3 separate regions of the Mus musculus genome follow, and all the other regions are linked to region 1. Evidence: chromatin contacts called from ENCODE Hi-C or POLR2A ChIA-PET data. All regions are on one chromosome and are shown on one strand. Each heading gives the region's core, a stretch centred on a gene start or an enhancer-like site at or near the end of the contact. The rest is flanking DNA. Distances are from core to core; before and after follow the strand shown. Region 1 holds the start of Apeh (acylpeptide hydrolase). Region 2 holds the start of Rbm6 (RNA binding motif protein 6). Region 3 holds the start of Tcta (T cell leukemia translocation altered gene).

Evidence for each region. Hi-C counts contacts between places; a loop is a spot of excess contacts on that map. ChIA-PET counts read pairs that join two places held with the same protein, here RNA polymerase II (POLR2A).
Region 2: POLR2A ChIA-PET joins it to region 1 with 10 read pairs in embryonic stem cell. The contact joins the promoter of Rbm6 here to the promoter of Apeh in region 1. POLR2A ChIA-PET finds 5 or more read pairs at or near these places in 2 of 5 experiments (Patski and embryonic stem cell).
Region 3: POLR2A ChIA-PET joins it to region 1 with 19 read pairs in Patski. The contact joins the promoter of Tcta here to the promoter of Apeh in region 1. A Hi-C loop is called at or near these places in 1 of 37 maps with a recorded cell type or tissue (gastrocnemius). POLR2A ChIA-PET finds 5 or more read pairs at or near these places in 3 of 5 experiments (Patski and embryonic stem cell).

What each region holds. Positions count from the first base shown.
Region 1 is chr9:108,092,936-108,096,175 of GRCm38, forward strand. It overlaps Apeh (acylpeptide hydrolase), which reads right to left and starts at 1,545. Exons shown (of 22, transcript NM_146226.2): 1 at 1,500-1,545; 2 at 1,292-1,424; 3 at 687-813; 4 at 46-139. The coding sequence starts at 1,511. Bsn (bassoon) reads right to left here. Exons shown (of 12, transcript NM_007567.2): 12 at 3,087-3,240.
Region 2 is chr9:107,871,238-107,874,477 of GRCm38, forward strand. Rbm6 (RNA binding motif protein 6) reads right to left here and starts at 1,582. Exons shown (of 21, transcript NM_011251.3): 1 at 1,412-1,582.
Region 3 is chr9:108,304,455-108,307,694 of GRCm38, forward strand. Tcta (T cell leukemia translocation altered gene) reads right to left here and starts at 1,705. Exons shown (of 3, transcript NM_001311156.1): 1 at 1,268-1,705; 2 at 872-926. The coding sequence starts at 1,490. It overlaps Rhoa (ras homolog family member A), which reads left to right and starts at 1,706. Exons shown (of 6, transcript NM_016802.5): 1 at 1,706-2,099.

The sequences.
Region 1 (3,240 bases), core at 295-2,794:
GCACTAAGTGACCGGCTGGCTGCCACCTCATCCTTGCAAACTCACCTCCAAGAACTGTTTTTCCTCTCCCGAGACTGCACCTCCAGCCTTGCGCAGCACTGCTTTCATGGTGCCTGAAGGAGACTCTCTGCTCAGCAGCCTGAGAACAGGGGTTGCAGGTCAGGAAGGTGCCAAGTCGTCCCCCCCAACAGCCTTGTGCTGGCCCCCTTACTGGTCACAACCTCTTAGCTGAGTCTCTGTCTCTGTCTGTCTGTCTGTCTCTCTCTCCTTTCTTTATAAGCCCTTTTAGGTCTGGCGTTATAAAATCAGAATTGGCCGCACAGGAGGCTATCTCCCAGCTAACTGGGACTCTGAAATCATACCAGCCCATGAAGCACTCCCAGCCTCAAGCTGGCTGGCCTTTTTTCTCTTCCTTAGGTTACTGACTCGACTGTCTCCAGAGTCCTAGGGACCTAGGCCCTAGTTTAGAAGAAGCTCCTAGTATTTATCAGGCCATGTCTCCAGAGACCAGACAAGCTCTCAGGGGTCAGGCACCTTGCTCTTTGCTCCCCTGAAGCCACCCAAAGTTGTCCCTGAAGGGGATAGGCACAGAGCACAACACCCTAAGGACACATGGCGACATTTATGAAAGGCTAGCAAGGCAGGTGGCTGCGGTCTTGTCTACAGACTGCTCCTGTCACACTTACTCCCCCCGGGTTTCCACACTGTTGCCCGCAGGCCCGGCAAACACCACCGAGTCTCCATCATGGAACACTAGGTACTGGCGGCAGAATCGGATGTTCTCCATTCGATCCAAGTCCCTCTGAGTCCACTCTGCAAGGGAGGCAGGGGGCTGCTCAACTTGTCTGGGCCAGTTTGGACCACTGCCCACCAATCAAGGCCTATCTTTCCCAGTCTGTCTCCGGACAGCCTGAGTATAGCCTGGACAACACTTCACTTAATATAACCTAAGCCTAGGCTCCCAGAGCCTGAGCTGACGGTCAGAGAGAACCCACTACCAACCACAGAATTTTAAGGGCAACATAGCTGTTGTTGGGTTGTAGAATGTAAGGGCCGGAGAGTCCTGCGAGGCCCACACCTTGCACTCAGGTCTGAATTTTACTCCCACACCTTCAACTCATTTACGGAATTATTTATCAGTAAGGCTAGTGCAGCCCCCAAAACACCTGTGCGCAGGAACTACAGTTGGGTTTCCTCCCCAAACCCGTGTCAAGCAGCGTGCCCTCCACAGTCCCCATCTCTCCACCTGGATGCACGGCCCGTCGCCACCCAGTTCCCTCGGTCTACACACCAGTGTGCACAGTCCGATAGAGGCCCCCATACTGCGTGGTGACCTCCGGGCCCAGGCAGGCGGCGCTCAGCGAAGGCTGGCGGCTAAGGCCCCGGTACAGCGCTGCCGCCTCCTGGGGCTCACTCAGCAGCACCTGCGCAGGGGACACACCAGGGTCAGGCTCAGCCCGGGCTACGGAGGCCACGGGGGCCACGGGCCGAGCCCTCACCTGACGCTCCATAGTCGGTCTTTCGGTAGCAGCTAAGTCCCGGAAGTGAAGCTCCGGGGGCGGGGCCTAAGGCGGTCCCCAGTTTCCGCTACACTCAGTGGCGACCTGGGACCCGCAGGGCCCTGTATAAGCTCCGGCCAGTCGGCAGGGGGCGGGGCCTGGATAGTAAGAAGGCGGGGCCTACGAAGGAGCCGCCCGGAGGGGAGGAGCGGGAAACAAAAATTCAGTCGAAGACTAGGCAAGTGGGAGGCAGAATCAGGGAGTCGAGTCCTGGGATTTTTAGAGAGGGGAGGCTCCGAGGAGTGAGGGCGGACGTATAGCAGCAGAATACAGAGCCGGTGTTCAGAGACAGGGCAGGTCTGGGAGGAGTGAAGGAAGTAGGATTGGACTCCAGCCGACTGTGAGCTGAAAGCTGCGGGATCAGAGAGAAAGCCCTGAGCGTTCGAAGGGTGGGGCTTCGGAGGAACACTAATGATCCTTAAGGATGAGGGGGCGGGGGCGGGGGCGGGGACGGGTGGGAACCGAATACAGAGACTAGCGGGTCTGTGAAAGCGGAATGTTGCGGGGCGCCTCAGTCGCAGGGATCTCTTTCAGCGCTCTCCCCATCTACTGCAAGCCAGGCGATTAGGAGTGGGAAACTTAGGTTCCCGGGTGGAGCCCTGGGGCGCCGGGCAAAGGGCGGTGCTGAACTCTCTGGGTGCTACCCTGGCTTATCAATCACCAGACTTGCCCCTAAAGCTATCTGTTGCCACAGCCTTAACCCGCCCTTCTCAGAAGCTCCTTGCTGCGGATCGTGAGCCGACTGGGTCTCAACCTACTCCAAGGGCCGATGTGGAGGGTCAGACTTCACCTAAGAGCAGCGAGCGTGCTGTGGAAAGAAGAGCCTAGGCAGACAGTCTCCTGCACACGACACAGGACTAGGTTGACTTAGGTGACAGCAGAGAGCAAGAGTGGTTGGGCAACAGTAGGTATCTCCCCCTCCTCCATATAGCTTGAGAGTGGCTGGTCTTTTAGACCAGCTATGGGCCCCCTTGAATGAGTGCTTTCTTTCTTACTTGAGGCAAAATTGATACTCTTTAATCTCTGTTTCTTATTTTCTAGTGCTGCTTAACTTATATTTGTTTAGTTTCTCTACGTAGTTCTGGCCTCAAACTCACAGAGACCCACCTATCTCTGTCTCCCAAGAGCTGGGATTAAATGTGTGGGCTATGATATCCAGCTTGAACTATTCTTGACTATACTAAGGATTAAAGTCTCAGCCATGGGGGACTGGGGGGGGGGGGGGAGTTTCGAACAAGGTAGGCAGATGTAAAGCTTGTTTGATAGCACCAGGGGGCAGCACTTGCCCATCTAGCTCCTGGGAACCAGGATCCTGAAAACTGTCTGGTGGCTTAGGACAAGCCTTTGCACCTTCCTGGAGGGTCATGTTTGAATGGCTTGGTGTTGACTCCGCCTCAATTGTGCCAACATTTCTGAAATTTTGCTCTTTCTCATTTTTTTCTTTAATCGTGGAGAATACTGTCACAAACGTTGGCATCTACCTGTTTGGCTAAGTGTTCCCACTTCAGAAATCACCCCGAGACTGTCTGAAGGTTGTTTATATCAAGTCCTTTTATTCTGATACCACAGAAATACCTTGTCACAGTACAGGGGAGGGACACTGAAGTACCACGAGTTCTCACAGAGCACAGGAGGACGGCACACAATTCACAAGGTCATGTGGAGGACTCGGGTCATTGCA
Region 2 (3,240 bases), core at 332-2,831, 220 kb before region 1:
ACAATAATAATTCTCACACCAGAAATTCTTGTGAAGAGCCACAAAAACCTGCAGGTAAGAATAAACTCAAGCCTGATAAGAAAATTCTGTAAAGAAGGCTGGTCCTAGTGGTAGATAACTTGCGCCCTGGATTCAATGAGCAGCAAGGGTGTTCTGCTGGTTGAGAACTGAGTCCTACCTAACCTGCCTTATAGACCACATACACTATAGATAATCCTATAGATTTTATAAGCAGATAAGCATTTATATAAGTGTACTACTAGTTAAGGAGCTAAATAAAATTCAGACTCAAAGTTTTTAGGGTCTCAATGCAGCTTAGGGCGCTTCAAACCTGACATCCTCCTGCCTCATCCTCCTAAACTTCAGGATTAAACTCCACTAAGCCTGGCAGTAGATTCAACCACTATGTTTCCTCAAGTTAGTATTTTAGTGCTAAGTTACTTTCCACATTGTCATTAGCTGTTGACACTTTCCCCTTTGATTCTCACAAGCTTAGTAATGTTAACTGTGACATATTTAGTCAACAGGAAGTTGAAAACTAACAATCCTAAGGCACAATCCAGAGTTCAGAAAATGACCTGGGTGATCAAGCGGATAAAAAAGAAAAAAAAAAAAACCTACTCCTTAACTTATATCCAATTAGTCTGAAATTAATAAGAATGCCTAGGGTGGGGGTGAGGGGGAGGAGAAAATATACAAACTACCTCAAGTATATGTGCTCTACAAATAAGGCCTTTTGTTTTTAATTAAGAAACGCAACCCCACACTTGAATTCATTAGCTCAACGTCAATTATAAAGTTAAAAGAAAAGCACATTATTAACAACGCCAAAAGGAATCTAAAGCACGAATATGTGGGAACATCACTCTCCTCCTACATTCGCCCAACCGGTACAGAACCCACCAGTCACCCTCGCCCACCTCCCGGTTCTACGGGCCCGTGGGCCAGGTTCTGAACTCTCGCACCTTCCTGGTTGGGTGTCTGGGTGGGCGGCCAAGGTTACTTGCAGGGCACAAGAGTTCCGTATCTAGTGATGTCTCTCAGGACAAGATCACAAACACAAGGGGAAAGAGAAAGAAATCTCTCCTGCAGCACCACAGAGCTGAGCGCCAGAACCGCTGCCACGCGCGGGTCCCTCGCCCCACAGCTGGCCGCTCCGCGCTGGGACCGGTAATTCTACAGCCGCCTCGGGCCCCGCCCCGGGCCCGCGACCGTTCCGGGGCGTTCCTGCCGCGAGCGGCGCCTCCCGCGACACACGACTGTTTTCGCAAGCGAGCGAGGCCGCGGCCGCCCCGTGTCTTCGAAGCCACGGCTGCTAGGCCGCGCGGGCCCGCGATTTCCAGAGCCGCCAGGCCCGCTGACCCCGTCCCAGAAGCTCGGGCACGCCCTCTCTCCTAGCCTGGGCCCTTACCAAAGCAGCGTAGCCGCCGCGGCCCGCTTCTCCTCCTCCTCAGAGGCCGCCACGGACCCAGCGTCCCGGAGACCGGAACTTCCTCCCGGTGGGCTCCGGCTTCCACAAAGGCGTCGCGCCACCGCCTTCAGCGCTGGGCCCGCCGGGAGATGAAGTACGGCCGCAAATCCCGCGGCCTCCTCTCCCGCCGTGCCCTGCGCGCAGCGGCTTTGACGGCTGGTGGAGCTGCTGCCCAATGGAAAGGCACGCTGTTAGCCACTGCCCAATTAGAAGGCACGCTTCTCCGCAGGGCCTGCCGGGAGTTATGGTTTGGCTTCAGTGCTGTCACTGCTTCTCTGGTGTTTTCCTCGCAAGTGTGCAAGGGGTCCGGGTGGCTTAGACAGCCTAGTGACACACCCTGCCAGGTGCTGGGGGACGGTCCTGCCTTGCCCCTTGGGAAAGAGAGAGATTGTCAGTTCGGGTGCAGAAAATGGGAGGAGATCTTTCCGGTCTTATTCCGTTACGGCAAAGGGCTGCTGGCTTTTCGGCTACATAAATAAGACCCCTTCTACCTAAGTCCAGAGAATAAATGCAAAAGTACTGCTTGAGTTGAAGTATTAGGACCCAAAGACTCGTCCTTTTTTACCTTCCGACAGACTTCTGGTCAAACACTCCAGGCGGAAATCATCCGTGTAAAAAGGTTCAGTAGCTCAACCCATTAAAAAAAAATAATAAAACTTGTTTCTACAGGTCCCGCTAGCTCTAGGCAATAAATGTAGACACGCGTGACTCGCCACAAAAACTGCACATCGTAATTCTAACGGAAAGAAAGCAAAGTAACTGTTGATACGCAACCTCTTCCAGAATCTTCCAGCTAATGATCTACCTGACTCCCAAGTTCTCAGGTAGATTGTCTATATTGTGAGGGGTTTGCTTATCCCAGCCACCTGGTGCCTTGTGTGTATGCCCTGGCGATATATGATATTGTAGCCTAATTCGATTCTTCAAGGTCAAAGAAAGACACTTGGAGAAACAGTTCATCAGTTAAAAACACTGGTTGCTCTCCAGAGGTTCAATTCCCAAAAACTACGTGGCGGTTCACAATCCTCTGTTCCTTCAGTTCAAAGAGATCCAATGCTCTTTTCTAGCCTCTGAGGGGACTGTACATATGTGACAAATAAAATATCAATAAATGCTGCTGCCATAAATGCCCACTGGAAAAAGCTGGGCATGGAGACAGGAAGTGATGGTGCAATACTTTAATCCCTCCACTCCAGAGGCAGAAACAGATGTACCTTTGAGTTCAAGGCAAGCCTGTTCTACAGAGTGAGTTCTAGTACAGTCTGGGCTACAAAAAGGAACCCCTGTGTGATGGTTTGCATATGCTCAGCTCAGGGAGTGGCACTATTAGAAGTTGTGACCCTGTTGGAGTAGGTGTGTCACTGTGGGTGTAGGCAATAAGATTCTTATCCTAGCTGCCTGGAAGTCAGTATTCTGCTAGCAGCTTTCAGGTAAAGATGTAGAACTCTCAGCTCCTCCTAAGTCATGTCTTCCTGGATGCCATGTTCCTGCCTTGAGGATAATGAACTGAACCTCTAAACCTGTAAACCAGCCCCAATTAAATGTTGTAATTTCTAAGACTTGCTTTGGTCATGGTGTCTGTTCACAACAGTAAAAACCTAAGACAGAAGTTGGTACCAGAGACTGGGGTATTGCAGTGACAGACCTGACCATGATTTTGTTTGGAAGAATGTGGGTTTGGGGACTTTAGATTTGGAAAGCAGTGGAATGCTTTAAATGGGGCTTAATGGGCTATCCAGTAGGAATATGGAAGACTTTGTTACTGAGAG
Region 3 (3,240 bases), core at 455-2,954, 210 kb after region 1:
TTCCTAATCCATGTATTGCTTTCACTCTTGAAGCCCTTTGTCGACTTGCCATAAGAAGAAGCTTATAAAGGCAAATTAGATCAGGCAACTGTCCTGCTGAATCAGCCCCTCAACTGTTCCTTCTGCCCTTGTGCTCCAAGTTCACCATCACAGCCTGATCTAGTCTCCTAAAGTTACATTTCCCCTTGCTACTGGGTCTTGTTTTATCTATTTCTTTTTCTTTTCTTTTCTTTTTTTTTTTTTTTTTTGGTGTTTTGAGACAGGGTTTCTCTGTGAAGCCCTGGCTGTCCTGGAACACACTCTGTAGACCAGGCTAGCCTCGAACTCAGAAATCCACCTGCCTCTGCCTCCCAAGTGCTCAGATTAAAGGTGTGCGCCACCACTGCCTGGCAGAGTCTGAGTTGTCCTTGTTTTCTGGTGTACTGTGACCTCTGCCGTGTGGTAGAAGCTCAGAGATTAGCTGAATGAAATGTCCTGATAAGTAAGCTGTTGTTTTTAGAGATTAGGAGGTTGACTTGATGAGGTCGTATGCTAAGAATAGAGACTGTTAGGCTGGGGGTTATAGCTCCAGTGGTACAGTACTTGCCTAGAATAGATGTTCTTGCCTTCCTAAAGAAAGACTTCCCAACCAAGGGATTTGTTTTCAATAGACCTGGCACATCACCTTTCTGAAATTAAGGTAACACCACCATCCATCCCCACTGAACATGCTGATGAGAGGCTCTAAAGCCACTGGGAACCCCCAACTGGAATCCTGAGCTCTACCATTAGCCTTGAAGGATTCTTGCACAGCCACTAAGCTGGTGCACTCACATGCTGAGAGTTCTCTGCCTGTCAAGCATGGGGTTGGGATAGACAGAGATTTACTCACCATGAAGAGAAATGTGTGGAGCCATCAGGTGTGGATCCATTCTGGCCACCCAGACCTGGAGGCAGGAACACACCCATAGCTGCAGGAGGCTGAGGGTGGGGATCTGAGCAGGCAATAGCCCAGGTCAGGTCAGGGGCCACTGGTATAGTTTAATAGAGATTGAGGCTGGGATACTAGGGACTAGTGGTATTGTCCAGGAAGGGTTTTGAGAAACAGTTAACAACGTGATGATGGGCATGAGGGGCTTGTGGTGTAAAATGGTACGGGGTTGTAAGTCTGGGTACAGTGAGGCTCCTGGAGGACCAGTGGTAGTCTATGTGGACACAGGAGAACCCAATGGTACAGTATGGTGGTGGTAGGGACAGCCGGGCCAAGGAGGTTCGTAGGGAGCCTCACCTGGACGGTGATACAACCCGGTCACTGTGTTCCCGTAGAACCCCCAGGCCAGCTGGATGCCCAGGAGACTTAACACCAACCACAGCAGGAGCAGCTTGAAGAGAGTCACTCGCATGTCTTGTGTCTCCCACTCCCGCAGAAAGTCGCTGCCCAGGGTGCCCAGCGCTCCGAGCACCGTGGCGGGCAAAGCTTGCAGAAACTGCCCGGCCCAAGGCTCCGCCATGACTGGCCAGCGCCCCACCGGGAGTACTGTCACCGTAGTTCTTACTGCGCAAGCGTATGGTCTTCCGGGGTTAGGCCTGTCAGTGCGCACGCGTAATACAAGGCAAGGAAGATCTACTTCGCTTGCGCGAAGTGTTGGCAGTTTGGGGAGGGGTTTTTAAAACCGCGCAGGCGCACCCAGCCCCACCCTGCTTGCTTAAAGGATGAGTGATTCGGTGAGGATAAAATAGCAACTCGCTCTTTTATAGCCCCGGTGTTCCCGTCATGCTCCACGCGTCTGCCATGATTGGTTAAGCGTCTAGCTCTCAGGGCGTGGATGCGTTCTTGAGCAATCGTGGCTGAACTGAGAGTGTGCGCGCGTGCGCGGGGCCGCGACTGGCGCCAGCTCGAGCCCGCAGGGCGCTCGGGGCCGCGCACGTCGCTCCCCGCCCTCCCGCCACCGCCCGCCCTCGTTCGCTCGCGCTCCCCGCCCGCCGCCCGCGGTCCTCCGTCGGTTCTCTCCATAGCCCGCCGTCTCCCACGGAGCTGCCCGTCCTTGGCTCGGAGCTCGCGGACTCGCGGACAAGCGTCCTCAGCGCGAAGAGGCCGGACTCGGAGTCCTCGCCTTGAGGTGAGCAGGAGCATTTCCCTCCAGCCGCCTCGGCTCCGGGCCCGGCTGGTCGGCTGATCGGCAAGCACTTTTCCGGCCTCCGGCCCGTCGCCTGCCCGCGGTCGCGCCCCACCTGCTGCTCTCGGCCCGCAGCCCCTCGCCCCGGCCCCTGACCTGGGGCCCCGCGCCCGAGGCGGCGGCCCCGCCCGCGCAGTCCCCGGAAGCGCGCCCCGCCGCCTCCAGTCCCCCTTCCCCCGCCCGGCCGGGCCTGGTGGAGCCCTAGCCGCCCGCCCTCCTCGTCGCTTCCTCTCAGGGTTGCGCCGGGCTGGGCGGGGGCTCCCGGCCGGTCCGCGACCGCGCTGGGGTAGCCTGCCACTGCGAAGCGCGTGTGGCTGTCGGGAGTTGGACTAGGCAAGAAACTCTTTTACAACTCCATTTTGCCTTTTGCATTGAACGTGGATTATTAATCCCGTTCTATACCGGGTGAAGACAGTGAGGGTTTGGGTGGATTTTCTGTTTTGAGTGCCGTATTATTGGAGATTGTGTAAGTAAAAGATTGTTTTGAAATCTTAGCGGTTATGACTCTATGGGGGAAGGTATTTTCCAGTCGAAAAAACACATAATAATTTGGCGAGGTTGCATCAAAATAGATGCATTTCTGCTTAAAGTTATTACTTCAATTAAGAATCACTGATGGGTTCCCCTTTTCAGGTCGGTTTCGTAAAATTGCATTTTTTGCAGGCAAGTTGATTTAAAAAAAAAAAAGTTCATGTTTAGTAGCTGATAGTGGAAAATTTGACACCATTTTTTTTCTTTTTTGCCCCAGAATTGGTTCTACTTGTATTTTCTAATAGTCATCACTAAATTTTGACCTATTAGTTATTTATTTGGTTTTGTCTTCTGGTATATTTTGAAATAAGTGCTTTTTGCATGTTATATATAACATTATATATGTATAATATGTAGTACACGTATAATGTACATCCCCCATGCCAGTCTGAAAGGGGAAAACTTATATTTTAGGATGCGGTATGTGGTGAGAATTTTTAGCCACTTAGTGTCACGTGCCCAAATGTGTATGTACCATGTGGAATGTTTTTTTCACCTTTCATTGGCTAGTTTGAGCATTTGACTCACGTATTATTAAACTAAGAAAACAAGA